Linked DNA regions of Mus musculus: region 2 is linked to region 1. A link is a loop called in an ENCODE intact Hi-C map of the cell type or tissue named here. Cell type or tissue: left cerebral cortex. All regions are shown on one strand. Each heading gives the region's core, and the rest is flanking DNA. Links, peaks and the distances in the headings are about the cores only.

Region 1 (7,938 bases), core at 1,877-6,876:
CCAGTTCCCTTACAAGCTGTTGGGGACAGAGGGCAGTGACAGAAAGTCAACAGCATCAAGAGTTCCTGTTCTTGCCTTTAGTGTGGGTCAGCACCTTCATTTTATAATCATGTCATTTCCACCAGGGAGCCTGTCCCAGCCAACTCGCAGATTACCAATCACAGTGGTCAAGAAGGCCCAGAACCTCTGGAATCGAAGTTTTGACCTACTGGTTGGATTATTTGAATTAAACTAAAATTTTACTTTTTTCAATATGGTAATGTGTTATTTTTCTTTTTCTTAAATGTTTCCAGGAAAGAAAAAACCAACCTCACAGAAGAGCTAGCGGCCCAGGTAAGGGCCAACAACATAACTTTGCCTTGGCAGTGCAGAGATACAACCCCTACCTCCTCCGCCCGGTGTGGGGAGGAGGGGAGCTGAAATCAAAAGGCCTCTGTTTTCTTTTCAGATAATTCAGGGCCTACCTATCCTCCTTCTGGTCTCTGTTGCTGCCCAGCAGGTCTCTGCCTGAAGCCCAAATAGATGAAGGCAAGGGCGGCGAAGGGCAGTTAATCCTACAGAATGGCTGGCTCTGTCAGGCCAAGAGTTAAGTAGGAAAAGCTTCCAGGCCCTAAGGACTGCAGCGAGCTGTGAGTTTTAATCAGCCTCCATCTCGGTCTATAAAAAGGCCGTCAATGAAAGCTACCTTGGCCATATTATCTCCCACCAATGAGCAAGAACTGCACGGCTCCCTTTCTCGGCTTTGGCCACCCCAGACCACAAGTGGCGCTTTCATGACTCTTAATCCGGGTTCCCAGGTCTGTGTGGCTCTCACATAACCAAACAGCCTGGAGCGAGGGCCTTCGCCCCACACACTTTTCAGGGACGTGTCATTTCTAACAGCAAGCTAATCTATATGTTGCCATGGCTTCCCCTTTATCTGCCTTTACATCTTATGAACTGCATGGATTTACCACATTATTTTTATCTGAAAGACAGAAAATGGTGGTTTTATTGCCATACAATCAGATTACTGCCGCTAGCTCCTCTATGCCTTTTTACCATACTTCAATCAAAAGGGATCCGTTTCTTTATGCTCTGCCCTTGATTTACTTTACATCTGTAAAGACGTAGTCTGGGTTGTAATCCCCTTATTAACTATGACCAGGGTTGATTTGCCTAAAAATAAAAGCAAATTGTGTCAGACCCTTTCACTTTGTTTTTGATTCCGAACTACAAAATGGATTACTAAAGAAATCTTCAGAGTTCACACGGCTGGTATAGTGCTGAATTTAAAATGAGAATTAAACAAGTTAAACAGGGGAGCCGTGTCAACGGTTTGCATCTCCCATCACGGGAGAAGGGCTGACTGCTTGCTTTTGTATTCTTCGGCTTTGCAGAGACAATGAAGCCACAGGAGTTTTTTCCAAGCTGTTCGGAACACGTCTCGTTTGCTAGCCTTCCTTTGGGGTTGTTCTTATTCCTTGCCTGGGCGGGGGTGGGGGGTGGGGGGTGGGGTCTAATCCACCCCTTTATGGGGGGAGGGGAACCTACCTAGAGAGAGCTCACTTCTCTCTAGAAGCTTACAGTTCTACCGGATCTGCATATTTTAATCAAAATATTTTAAACAGTCCAACACTTCTCTTTATGCAGGAATATAAGTGGCCTGAAAAACAGGTTCTTTATGCAGGCAGCAAAGGCAGGCGGTAACTGGAGACATTTTAATAATCTTTTGGAGAAGAGGCTTGTTAGTGTCCAATTCGTAATTAGATATTTTAAGAATAAAGTTTTCATTAGAATGTCAAAGAAATATTGTTCCTTAAAACAATTCTTTTCCCAGGGCCTACAGTCTATATATGCTGTTCCCTGCCACTCCCACTTCTGTGACGATGCCCTGCAGTCATGCTCGGATCTGGAATAGTCTCCCATTCCGAGAATGCCTTCTGAAATGCAGCTTCAAGTCAGGTGTCAGATTAAGCTCCGGAGAGCAACCCGAAATATTTCAGCTGAAGATTAGACAACAAGGATTTAGTTACTGCAGGGCCCTCAGTGCTAGTCTGAAGGAGGCTATCCTGTGGATCCAGCAACAGGATTCGTCTTAGTGTGCGAAGAGGCTCTAGGAAAGCTAATAAACCCATTCCAACACGCGGTTTTCAGGGGGTTCCTGGGGATGCTTAAAATTCACCTGTCTTTCGAGCTCCAGCTACCGAGTCAGATCCACCAGGGTCATTTGCATTTCTTTGCATTAGTAGGACAAGTGTCAAGAGCTAAGCTTTGTCAAAGATTTAGAACCAAGTGCCTAGCAAATTATCTTAGCCTCAACTCTCCTTTGGGGGCTGGAAGCTGTAATTGCAGGAGGTTAAGAAGTTCAGTCCCAGGACACATGACTCTCAGATTCTCATCTGAAAAGGCATCCACATTTGTCTTTGTGTTCTGCCAGGCTCTGCTGTGGAACAAGGACAACGCACAACCCATAGTTTATCATCCTGACAAAGCGTGAGGAGTGTGGATGTGAGGCAGTACCAATCCCAACCCCGGTGCTTTCTGGTTTGCTTTTTTCCCCCCTCTCTATATTAAAACCAACAAGATTGGCCCAAATGCAAACTGTGGAGCATAGTTCAAGGGGCTATTCAATCAATGCTGAATCTGTATTTGTTTATCTACAAAAATAGGAATTTCAGACACAATAGAAGGTAGGCTGGCGTATATGCGTTATTGACCGGTTATTTAAGCAGTGCTATCCATTGTAGTTTAGTTTATCAATTTGACAGGCCTGTATTTATTCAGAGCCTGACTAGGGAGAGGCCTGTGTTTCAGGTTATCTGGATATTATCCAGCCATTCTTTTGTATCAACTCAATCAATTTCAGGAATTCAGTATTATGTGTGGAAAAACATTGCATGGGAAAAGCACAGTGCTCTGTAAATTAACTAGTATGTATGTGTGACTTATAGAATTAAAAAAAAAAACCAGACATAAATTAATACTGGAAGGAAATATTCAAGGGTGTAATTTCTTTTAGAATCCTCTGCCAGTGTAGAGTTGCTAAGCCCAAGTGAAACTACTACCCATCAAAACCACAACAAGCAGGCACCGCTTTATTCCGGCTAAGACACTACAGTGGGGAGGGGGTTCTACTGAAATGTTAATTAGAAATGGTTGCCAGGCTTTGCAACTCTTTCCAGAACTTAAAAATAGTTGAAAAGTGACCTAAACAGCGCCCACATCTTCAGATACAATGTGACTAATCTGACAGGGCAGCCACATAATCTTTGAGTACACAGAACTTCTGATTATTACATAAACTCTCCAGGATGGGATGGCAGGCAATGTGATTAAAGTAGTTATGGAGACTCCAGTTTACAAAGGATTCTCTGGGCTCTACAAGCAAGCAGCTGCTGCATGCTCCCTGTGTCGACCACCTGCTAAAAAGGCTGACCCCAGAATGAAACAAATCTAATTACCAATGCCTGTTTCATGACAAGTGACTTGTTCATGCAAAGTAAGGTAAAGCTTCCAAGCGTCTGGCTACCTACCTGCCACATTTTACCTACAGAAACTTTTCTCTGAAAAAGTGAACAAGGGAGGCGATGCCAGGCACTAAAAACTAAAAGGCTCTTTTGTGTTACTCTTCCGAGGAAGAAGTCTTTCTGATCTCACAGACAGCATTCAGCCACAGGCTTTCCAAAGACTTCCAGCCATCCTCAAGAAAATTCTAAGACATTTTATTGTGGAGGCCAGGGAGTAATCACACAACTGCACGGTACAGGGAGGCCTGCTCCTCCAAAACCCAGGGCCCTAGCAGCTCTCTATACATCTGTGGCCACAGCTCGGAAAACTATCCTGTTGAAGATCAAATCCCTCCCTAACATAACAGGTTTCAAATCAAAGACATGATTCTCCAAGTGCTACGTGCACTTGGTGGCAGTGCTGTTTAAACAAATCAGTATTTCTAATCCTTCCGTCTGCACACCCAAGTATAGTGGTCACTATGAACAGAAAAGATGGTTATGTTACTCAGAAGGGGTTTAATGGGAATTTCTTTAAATTAGACTTAAATATAAATATTAAATCTAGGCAGTGGGGGGGGGGGGGGAGACTCGGCCTCCCCAAAAGAGGCTGTGAGTGAAAGTGCAAAGTGGAGAGAGGGAGGCAGCCCAGGGAAGGGATGGGGGGATGGGCGCGCTCATAGCTAGCATTCGGCAGGGAAGGGTGACCTCTGTAGGCACCGCGAGCGTCAGCAGCAGCTACCACCAGGGCCCCAGTCCGAATGGCAAAGGCTGCAGCGCTCAGATCCCAGCCAGGCGCCTTCGGGCACCACCAGGTGCCTGTAGATCCCGTGTGGATGCAAAGATACCACGCCAGGAGAGCAAATGCAACACCTTGCTTTAAAAAACAAAACAAAACGAAAAAATTCTTTAACAGATCAAGACTACGTTAGAGGGGGGCCGCAGTAAGTTTAAAACAAGGGCCTCCTGGCAGCAGGCAAAAAAAAAAAAAATGTTTTGAGTCATTTACAACTATAGATTTTTTTGCCCTTTCGAAGGGAAACGTGTTTGGTCAATTATGTTGCTGAATTTGAAATTTACCACTTTCAAGAGAGTAGGTACAATTCTTTGCTTATGTGGTAATTTCAAAAACAATTCGTTCACCTCTACTCTGAAGCCGTGCACCGCACGCTCAACTCCAATTAGGCCATTGATTTTGCTTCTAATCTGAAAGGTCTGACTCCAACCAGGAGCCAGCCGCGTCTCCACGCTCTCCTAGGGCTGAGTCCAGAATTCCGCACAGCACTTTCTGGCGGTGGTTGGGAAATGAGGTAAGAAGCAGCACCCAGGCACGGTTACTGGGGCCATGGCTGCGTATTCCAAGGGATGGCTAGCATTTTCGAAACAAGGAGCGCACTCAGGGAGACCAGACCTGAAAGTTAGTCTCAGGCCTGGTTTTCTCCCGACTGTGCGCTTTGCTAAAAGCAAGTCTGACTCCCGATTCCCCAAGTGCAAAGGCTGCAGCGTTGACTGGGTAGGGCCCTGAAGGCGTCGTTAAAATTAAGCCACCTAAGTGGACCGCGCCGCACTGGACCTAGACCACCAGTTCCGACGCGAAGGGAGAGGCCGACATGCAGAGAGCTCGCCGCCTGAGCTCTCTGGCTGAGCCATCGAGCTCCCCGCGCACATTCGGGCTAGCAAGAAGGCGCCGAGGTATCCCGGCTCAGGGACGCCCCGGGCCCAGCTCCCTTCCTCTAAGGGACGCTCCACCACCCCAGACTCTCAGTTCTTGTCGCCTTCTCGCTGGGCCCCGGCCCGTGGCTCCCGCGCTCCTCGCAAGCGCAGCATCTCTCGGAGCCCGCCAATGTGTGTCTGTAGCCCCGTTAGTGGCAACGTCCTCCGTCCTCGAAAAAGAAAGGAGGCCGGGTAGCGCCATCAGACACCTTACCGGGCATGCCACCAAGTCGCCAGGGCTTTGGGACTCCTAGAGCACTTGAGGTTGGAGCCTAATTAGAGTACCCTTGGAACCCGCGCTCTCAAGATCAACCGGTCCCCACCTAGAGAAATGTGGAAGGGTGGGGGATAGGGGACAGGAGCCCCAGGTTCTAGAAACAGGGTCCAAGGCCTCCTCCCGCCCGGACCATACAGCGTACCCCGGGCGCCGGCCGAGGGCACCGCGGAAGAGAGAAGGCTCGTGGACACCACTTACTTGGAGTTCGAGGAATTCCAGTAGATAGGCTCTAAAACTATCGATCTGGAGATCGCAGTTCTGCACAAAACCATCAAAAGTCCCCAACAGTACTTCCACACAGAGTCCCTCCTGGACCGGGCCATGGCCATGCCCAAGCCGCTCCCAGTTCTGCGCACTCCGGGACGCGTTGGGACCGGCCGCGGGCAGCGACCCCCAATCCTCCGGGGCGGACACGCCGCGCCGCTCCCGCGGTCGCCGAGGCCAGGTGCGCTCACCCTGCGCGTCCCTCAGCGCGCGGGGTGGGGTCGAACGCGCGGGGCGCGGCGGCTCGGCGGACTCGGGGCTCCGGGGCGCTGCGCCGGACGCAGCTGGGACAGTCGGCTCCCGTGCGGCTCCAGGGTGCCGGGCCAGCCGCGGAGGGCGGGCGCGGCGAGGGCACTGGGCCGGGACAAAGGCCCGCAGCGGAGAGACGAGTCGGTGTGAGGCGGCGGGTGCTGCTCCCCGAGAGGGGCCGCCTGACTATAGATCCAGGACAGCGGGCAGTGGCCCGGGCAAGCGAGCGCCGCGTCGGCGCGGTTCCATGTCCTGGAGCGCAGAGATAAAGGGCGCCTCCTGAATCCTCGCAACTCGCGGCCACTAAGCAGTCAGGAGAGCACTGGAACCCCCGCAGGCGTCTGACGCGCGCGGGCCTTTGTGTGCGGGGAGGGCGCCAGGACCCGCTCTGCGCGCAGCTCCGCGATCCGACCGGTGCCTCTGTCCCCGCCGCGGAGAGTCAGCGCGCCGGGCGCGCTGTCAGAGCACTATAAACGCGGGGCCCCGCCCAGTCAAACGCAGCCCATTGGCTCGCCGCGCCGCGAGCGCGCGCTGATTGGGCAGCATTCCCGTCAGTCTGCCGCCCCCTACCCGACACTGGGCACCCAGAGGTAGGGCGCCCCTGACAGGTGAGCCCCGCCCCCAGGACGAGCCCCGCTGGGCGCCGGGCACAGGGTTGGTCGCCTCTTAGCCACTCGCACCAGCAGGGTCACCTCGCCCGGCAAGTGCCTGTGCTGGCGAGTGCCCTCGCTAGGATAGGGCGAGACGTGGTGGACGCAGCGTTCCGCCTTGTGGCGCTCGCTCCCTGCCGCCCCTCGCGCGTATGGCGCCCTGGTACTTGGCGGATCCCTCTGAGCCATTAACTGAGGGCCTTCTAACTTGATTCTGGCACCAAGTGTTCCGGCCCGGTCCGACGCAACTCAAATCAGACTCTCACGAGGCTGAGAGCCTTAGCAGCCCACCGGCAGTGCGAGCCAGTCTGCCGCCCTTCCCGACCCCGAGACCCAACTCCGTGCGCCCGCTCCCTTTCCGGTCCTCTCCCCGCAAGAACAGCGCCTCCAAAGCTCCACTACCAACGTCTGGGAGGACTTTTCTTCACTAGCTCCCGGGACACCCCGCGACCCCACAGTGGCCAGGAAGTTAGGTGTGACCCGGACAACTATCAGTCAGAGAAGTGGCAGTTGTGATACTCGGTTGCTTGCCCAAGACCGATTTTGAAAAACTGAACCACGGCTGTGACTTCTACGGATCCACAGCGCCCACTAGCGCCCACTTTTGCCTCTCCGTACTTCAGAACAAGCCTACCGGTTACAGGATCAAATCTTAAGGATCCAGATATTCCCAAGTCGAAAACCACTTGCTTAAGATGCCCGTTATCAGAGAGAACAAAGTAGGTGGAAGGCACAGTCCCATGTACAGCCCATGGCCCAGCAAAAATTAACCACGTCTCTTCTTACAATGCTGTCCATCAATACCAGAACTTCTTCAAATGGAACTAAGCAGTTTCCACACCGATATCTTTAAAAACAAGCCCCATGATTTAGTTACTAACTACTCCCAACACCCCCCCCGCCCCCTTCATCCTTCTTTAAAACAAATTTCGAGCTTTAAAAAGTGTTGACTTTCAAAAACCTTAATGTAAGTTAGTGTATACTGCAACTACGAATTGGTTTGGAAAAACTCGTTTAAGACCAAAACACAATGTATTGAACACACCAAAATACAGCTTTAAGAAACCCTTTTCTGTAATTACTATTTTTAACTATGCCTGCAATATGATTGTGGGTGGGGAGATGGGATTCACGCTAGGTTAAACAAGGGTTACACACACACACACACACACACACACACACACACACACACACACACACACACACACAGAGTAATGTTTAACTTCCTGACTGAAAAAACTGACAGGAGCTGCTATTTGACCTTTACTGGAGAAGAGGAAAAAAGGGCACTTGTTTT
Region 2 (7,938 bases), core at 1,164-6,163, 620 kb before region 1:
GCACCCATCCTCTGTGGCTGGAGTAATATAGGAAGCTAAGAAGGCCACTGTTGTTTCTTTATCCCAATGTAGACCTGCAAGACTCATTATACAACTAGACAGTGAAGATTACAGCACCCATAGTGCCTCGGGGCAGAGACCACCTCTGCTGTGGGTAACTTCCTCTTCCTGACTGTGTTTCAGTAACAGAGTTGTTTGATGTATGGTAATTACTTATCTTACCTCATAAAACTCTTCTCTTTACTATTCCTCTCATTTAGAATGTAACTCGCATTTGCTACTGCTGTGAGAGGTTGTTTTCAGATTATAACTATAACCAGTTTTCTTGGCAACTTGGTAAAACTTTTTGCATTATCCTAGTATGTTGTGTGTCTACAACTTTCTGATGCAACTTGTCTTCAGCATTTCCACCTTTAACTTCCCATGTCTATACACACACACACACACACACACACACACACTCATGCATGCATGAATGCACACACGCACACGCACAGCACACATTCCACTCAAATCAGATGGAAAAATACATATTTTATTGCATGATTCATGAGGCATGGGGGATAGCTTTGTTGTTACAGGGCTGTAGAGATTACAGCAGTGCTTATGCAATTTCATGATGTTCTTGGCATTGTAAAATAGGTGTAATCTCATTTTCTACGTCTGGAGGCTTTTGCAGGATAATGACTATCACATAGTTAAGAGAATTGATATGACAGGTGGAGTTGAGTGATGGGGTTTTGGAAGGGGATTTTGTGCATATGATGTGTTTCCCTGGCTGTGGTGCACGTGGAGTCTCCATGATTCCATTTGAGCTCTGACACATTGGGGAGGACCTCCCATTGCTCCTCTTAAGACTCATTTAGCCTTTTCTAGCAACCTTCTTCATGGACACATCTGTTCTCTTAACATCAATGCCTCATCAGTAAATGTCTTTGTTTCTTATTTTCTGCAGACCTCTCATGTTATAAACGTTCTGGAGAACAGTTTTCCCCTTTGTCCTTTTCATTTGAAGGAGCTCTAGAAATTTTTATTTGCAGAATAATGTCAAATTTTAAAAATAAAAATAAAAAAAGGTCAAAGGCACTCTTGAGGAGCAAATGTTAATCAACTTCCTTGTAGCTCAGCCCCTAAACTCACAAAGGGATGTCATTTTTCTAGGTGACAATCCTGAAATTGAATGCTTTGAACAGGAAATCCCTGGATGGACATTGTTTGATTGTCTGTCTTTACACATTGGCCCTCTTTTTTTTTTCTCTGAACAATCCCAGAATTACCTGGTGTATTGTTTCCTTGTCAGCCTGTGATGCTACCTAAAGTTGGTATATAAGGTGAGATACTAGTGTTTAATTTAAATCTACACTTATACTATAAATTTGACAAAAATCACTTACGTGCAAATATTTTCTATGGAACACTAAACTCTGGTATATTTCTCAATACCACTTTATGCTGTTTTAAACTCTAAGAGCAAAGGGAATTAAAACAAAGACCCTGGAGGCAGAGACGATGCAGAGTCTATAATGGGGGATAATCTTGTCTACATTTTTATATTGGTTTGCTAGGAAAATCCCTTTTAGATAATTCTTTTGGCAGAACAATGACACAATAATTTGTACCAAACACTCTCTCAGGTAAGAGGAGAAAACTGCTTAGGAGATAAATAACAAGATTAAGTAAGAACATAGAAGCTTCTTAAAACAAATATCTAAATGACACCCAAAATGTCTGGGAAATTTAGGGAGCACAGACTTTTAAAGGATTGGTACTTTAGAAGACAACTTGGAAATATAGACAGCAGGAGACTTATCAAGGCAAGTGACAACAAGCTATGGCTCCATCCATGCACTTTCTGTCAGACAGTTTGAGGAAGAGCGTGAAAAGGGGATTTGTGTGTGGGGTGGGTACCCCAGGCAGACACAACTGAATCTATGTCATTTAGTTTTCACAGGGTGACTGGATGGTGGTGTTGACCAAATGAAATGACAATGTTGTTCCCAAACAGCAGCAGTGCTCAATCCGTGTATCCTGTATATTAGATAATTATATTATACTTCAAAACAGTAGCAAAATTACAGTCATGAATTACTAACAAAATAACCTTAAATCAGGGGATCACCACAACATGAAGAACTATATTCCAGGGTCAGAGCATAAAAAGGGTTGAAACCACAGCCTTATATTTCTATATGTTTGACCTTTAGAAATAAAACTGGGCAGTACAGTCACATACACTTTTACATTATTTTGGCCAAGGTGACCTGCACATGAAATGGTGGTACTATAAAATTTTAACAACACTGAAGCAGATGCCATAGCTTAAGAGGCAAGAAAACAGGAAACTAAAGAAGAGGAATAGAATAAAAATTTAGAGTGAGGAGCTTAACAAAATCTCTGGCAGATGTCAGTAAGCTCCCTATAAACTATGGATGTGTGGGTCTGATCAGTAACATAGAGGAGTATATATATATATATGTGTGTGTGTGTGTGTGTGTGTGTGTGTGTGTGTGTGTGTGTGTGTGTGTGTGTGTATGTATATATATATATAATGGAGAAGTAAAGAGAGAGAGAGAGAGAGAGAGAGAGAGAGAGAGAGGAGAGAGAAGGAGGAGGGGGAGTAGGTGAGCAAGAGAAGGAAGAACATTATGAGGGGGCAGGGTGAATGGGAGGACAGAGAAAAGAAAGTTAAAAAGAGAGAAAGAGACACAGGACAAAGAAAGGCAAAATAAGGGGTGCAGAGGGAAGAGAAAGGAGAAGAGAGAGGCACATAGGAAGATGAGATATAGTCAGACATATTTCTAAAGTGTAACAACTCCAAAGAAAGCAACCAGGCAGGCCACCCAAAGGTACAGAGAAGCCATTGTTCTCAGAGGAGGGATAGTATCACTCATGGCACTGCCACTGAACATGTTCCTCGGAACAAGATGTGAAGAGAAGACAGAAATGGACAGGGAAGACAGGGCTGGAGCAGAGAGAAAGAGAAGGATGGAGAGAGGAGACAGAGCTGGAGGAGGGGGGCAGATGAGGAAGGAACATGGGGCTGGAGAAGGGAGGCAGGGAGGAGGTTAAAGGGAGGAGGAAGAGATGAAGAAGCAATAGAAGGGAAGTGTGAGTCCTAGGCTGTATCTGTGTTTTTCTCTCAGAAATAAACAACTATAAAAATAGTGTCAAACAGTTCTAAAACTTAAGTTTCTATAGAAAAGAAATGTTTAATGAATCTTGGAGAAATAGTCTTTTAGAAAATCATTATGATTATGATTTAAAGAAACACAAAGCGTTCACAAAGTCAAAGAGGGTCACAATAATGTCACCTCCCTCCCTAACTCACAGAGTGGTGAAGATACCCACAGAGCTGTACTATTTGATATTTTTACTTCTAGTTTTGAGTGAAGATTTTTTTTATGTTTCAATAGACTTCAATACACAAACACTTCATCATTCTGTTCTGTTTGCCGGGAACATTCCAGGCAGTGATATGCCAGCAGGCCTGTAGCCTAGCACATGTGCTATCTGTGCAGCCTAATAGTCCGGGAGTCTGTGCTAACTGAGTTTCTGTAAACCCACTCTGTGCCAATTAGACAACAATGAAATCGCCTGAGATGAAGCCATCAGAATACATCCCACTGTCAGCAATATGTGACTTAAATTGTCTGGATGTAACATCTCCCCTCTTAAGGCAGTCATGCTGAACCAAGGGAGAAATGTAGCCCATTCTCAGACATCTTCAGTCTGCAGTGATGAGTGTGGTTGTCCTGAATGGGAAGGGAGTGGCACTGCCATGGAGTGGATGGAGACCAAAGATGCAGCTACACAACCTGCAACACACGGCATCGTACCTTACAACCAAAACCTGACTCAATCAATCCAAGGGACACAAACCTTTATTGAGGTCCACAGAGTACACAATTACACGTTGAAAGTCTTCAGTGAGTAAAGGTTGAAATCTTGGGTCTGTGATAAAGGACACATGCTGCAGTCATGAATTCTATTTCTGTAAATGTCAGAACTGGCAATCCGATGGCCAGTACTCACCACATTCAAGAAGCATTTTGTGCAAGGCAGGAAATTCTGAGTCAGCTTTCTCATTCATCAGACAGGCTCAAAGCAAAACTAATTTTTTTTTGCAGTAAGTTTTATTTCCTTATTGATTTTTAAATAACTTCTATGTTAATTATAATCAAATACTTAATAATGTATACAGTTGTTGATCTTTTCTAAAATATAATTACAAATCAATTATTCATTCTCAGACACCACCTAACGAAGAATCAGAGGAAACAAGCATTCAATTTCCCAAGCTGAAGCACTGTGGATTTTATAGAACTAAAAAGGAACAGGTCTATGAACCTATTAGAAACCTTGAAATAAAAGCCTAGGGCATGAAAAAGAACTCTAGATTGCAAATTATTCCATTTGCACATTTGAGATCATTTCTTATCTGTGTAATCAGTAAGTAGCTTAAGTCTTTGTGTGGTGGGAAAAATATGTATATTCTCTTGTAAGCTTTAAAAAAATCTCCAAATTGGGCACTTGCTAATTATGGTATTCATGCCTCTAGCTATTGAGTGGACAGAAACAATGTGGGCATTGAAATGTGTAAAGGATGCCCTGTCTGATTTCAGCAAGCTTAATATGTTAGAAAAAATGCATTGTGCCATGTTGAATGAGTTGTAGTAGAATGCCCTGGTACTCTTCCACAAATGGCTTGGTCTCGACCTCTTCCCTGCTCAACAGAGCCAACTGGTCTTGAGATCCTGTTGGGAACAGAGAGAGTCTTGGTGGGTGTGAGTACAAATGTGTAAGACAGCCTGCTTGCTCCCTCTCCTGTTGCTCATTCTAAAAACACATCTCTAGGACAGTTTCTTCCATGTTCTCTGTGCAAATGTTACTGAAGGGCATGTTAAAGGTTGCCCTTTTACACAATTCCTTTTCTAGAATATTCTCCCACAAAAGGTCCTCTGCTTGATGTAGAGACTCAAAGGAAACAATGTCACATTGGTCTCTAGTACTGATTGCTCAGGACATGCCAAGGAACAAGGACATCAAGGGGTCCTCAAGCTGGCTGTATGCCATAAAATGAATTCTGCCTTGGTGGAAGTGACCAAGGCTTAAACCCTTATGGACCACCTGTTAGGTGCTGAGACCAGGTAACAATTCTTGCTGGTCTTTCCTCTTCTCCTTATATTATTATTATTTTTTCAGACTTATTCTCTTTGTCAAGATTTTGAACTATCATCTATAAAACGCCAATACTTCCAAGAAGTTTTCCTTGGAAATCCCTCAACAGTGTGTTTCTTCCCAACATAGTCAGAAATCAGCAGGAATAAGTTGGCCAGGAGTCTAGTACAGCGTCAGGTGCCTTTGTTCCTCAGTTATTATTACATAGTGATCTGATTATGACCACTGGCCACTCAGGACTGCAGACTACTGAGTAAATGTCTCACAGCCGGCCATTATATCCAGGAACATGGCAGTGGCTTCTCTGAAGTTCCAGGGCAGCCTCTGTGAGTACCTATTCCTGTCGTGGGGCTTCCAGAGGCCAAGAGAAGCTCTTCATAACCACCTCTGTTAACTGACATCTGCCAGATTATTCCTCCACTGGAATGAGCAGGATGACTGCCTATCAGCCACTAAAACGTCATGGAGCTCAGGAGAGATGCTGCTGCCCATGCTGTTATTGACAGTACTGTTCCTATTCCCACATCTAACTGCTGAACCCATCCCCTAGCCAGAAAAGCCTCTGCACTCTAAATCAGCCTGGCTACTGTAGTAAATCTCTGCTGTTTGGCTTGGAAATAGCACAAATTTATTCCTCATATTTCTGGAGAGCAGAAGTTGGAGGCTAGGGATCCACCATGACTAAGATCTGGTGGAGGTTTTGCTTTGGAGTTTCAAGTGGCTCCTTCCATGTGCTATCTTTGCATGAACAAAAGAGAAATACACCAATCTGATCCCACCGGGAGAACTCTGGCTTCATGGCCTCACCTTTGCAGTGCTCTCCTACTGGGCATTGCTTGCCGTGAACGAATCTGGCAACACTAGTCGCATGTACAGCTCTACTATTTGGATGATAAACAAATGAAATTTTTTGTGCCTTCCATTTAGTTTATACCTGCTATAACCAGCTCATCTCTGGCTTCCTAAGGATAGGGAGTATTCTCAGATGTCATTTACATTGTGACTGTTTCCATTGTGCGAACCCAGCACTTGCTATTTAGAAGGTCACACGGCATCATCTGACATCCCTGAGTTGTATATGTTGACTAAATCAGGCTTCACAAAGTACTAAGTAGCAGGACACTTCCCTGAGCCAGTCCCATCTGGATAGAAGGAGATACATTTAGACTACAACTTTATAAGCCATTTACAGTATGCAACTTTATAAACCAGTTTCATTTGGTTTCCTGGAAGTTTCAGTCATGGCAGCTATGTCTCAATTTGTCTCAGCTCACTACTTCACTAACCAAAGAACGGGCCCATTTTGCAGATTATTATTAATTTAATTATGATATATATTTTATTTTGTATTTATTCATTTATTTTAGTATTCTACAAGAGCTTTTATATGGACTTGAATTTCCTATAAGATCATAATTTATTCTTGAACCTTCCTCAGAGTGATGTTTTAAACACCCTTAGTAAATTTTTAACAAGAATTTTATGACTTTGATATAGTGTACGACAAAGTCCAAAACATTAGTTGTGTGACAATGTCTAAAATATTATCTCTTTTTAAAAGTCCAAAATTGATTAAGTATATTGCAGCATTAATTTAAGCACAATTTAGTTATAGTCTCCACTCCAGAGTTAAAGGCATTATTTCAACATTTCTGATCTAACAATAATACATATGCTTCATTTTGCTGTGAAATAATTACATAAGAAATGATGCAGGGTCTTTTTCAACAAACAGTTTCAAAATTGCACATTGTATCATTTGGGGTTTGAGTACTGAGTGCACGCACATGTGTGCATTTTAAATAGTACATTGAGATTTAGCTATAATTAAAACATCAAACATGTTTTCATAAACTGATGTGTGTAATTTTTTTCTGAAGAAAACAATGGGTATATTTTTATAGTGTTTCTTCATACTGTTTCTAAATTAGGACATGGGAGATTTTAGTCTGCATTTGCAAGCTCTTTTCTAAAAATAATACATTGAGGACATGGAAAGTCTTTATTCTGAACAAATGAAAAGACAGTTTGGATATAATTATCTTTTCGGCATTTGGTTTTGAAGAGCTAGAGACAACCTCAACTGCTAAGAAAGAAGCTGCAGGAGATGACTGAGAATGCAAATTCTCAACCTGCTGACAATTTATCTTGAAACAAATTTGAAGGATTGGTATCACTTTTTGTGTATTTCAATATTTACTGAATTTCACCATCAGTAGTTTTAAGCAATAATGCACTCAAAGAAAATGTTAACAGCTAGTACATGCTAGTGCCATAGCAACCGTATCCTACTGTGTGATTAACATATATTGCTCCTCTTGTCTCCACTCATAACACATGAGATAAGGGCTCTAAGTAGCCCAAGATGAAATCAAACTCAAAGTTGTCATTAGATCAATGTCTTACAGACCGGACACCAAAGCGTCCGTCTTTGCGTTTAGGAACCTCTGGGAGTGAATTGAGATTTTCTAGATTATTCGTCCTCTCTGTGAGTCAATGGAAAGTATCTTAATGTCTACCTAACGTATGCGTGACATAGCTACTGGCAATTCCTTACGATTCTCTGTTCCAAAAGAAGAAGGAAAGTTTAATAACAATGGAAGTGATTTTGATTATTGAAATTATTTCTTGTAGATCCATTTTATCTCCTAAAATTGGAAGCCATCTCCTAGTAAGATAGAAATATCCCTTCCTGCCCTTACTGGGGGAAGGGAATGGTATCACTGTCATGACCAGATCAGCATTTCATTATTGGATTTG

What was found. A loop is a pair of places that touch in the nucleus more often than their neighbours do. Peaks named below come from ENCODE experiments on the same cell type or tissue, not always from the same donor. Only the 100,000 strongest peaks of a DNase experiment are listed, where the experiment ranks them.
Region 2: a loop joins it to region 1, with 3.0 times the contacts of the local background. A loop is called at or near these places in 3 of 42 quality-filtered maps.

Annotation. Positions count from the first base shown.
Region 1 is chr8:8,654,808-8,662,745 of GRCm38, forward strand. Efnb2 (ephrin B2) reads right to left here and starts at 6,435. Exons shown (of 5, transcript NM_010111.6): 1 at 5,677-6,435. The coding sequence starts at 5,807. In left cerebral cortex, for the core only: CTCF peaks have their summits at 4,221 and 6,566; DNase peaks (open chromatin) are centred at 1,999, 2,402, 3,273, 3,714 and 6 more places; H3K4me3 peaks cover 5,000 bases; H3K27ac peaks cover 4,759 bases.
Region 2 is chr8:8,040,454-8,048,391 of GRCm38, forward strand. No RefSeq gene overlaps it. Among named protein-coding and RNA genes, the nearest start is that of Gm31401, 38 kb to the right of the region's middle. In left cerebral cortex, for the core only: no CTCF peak of the experiment used is centred there; DNase peaks (open chromatin) are centred at 3,942 and 5,817.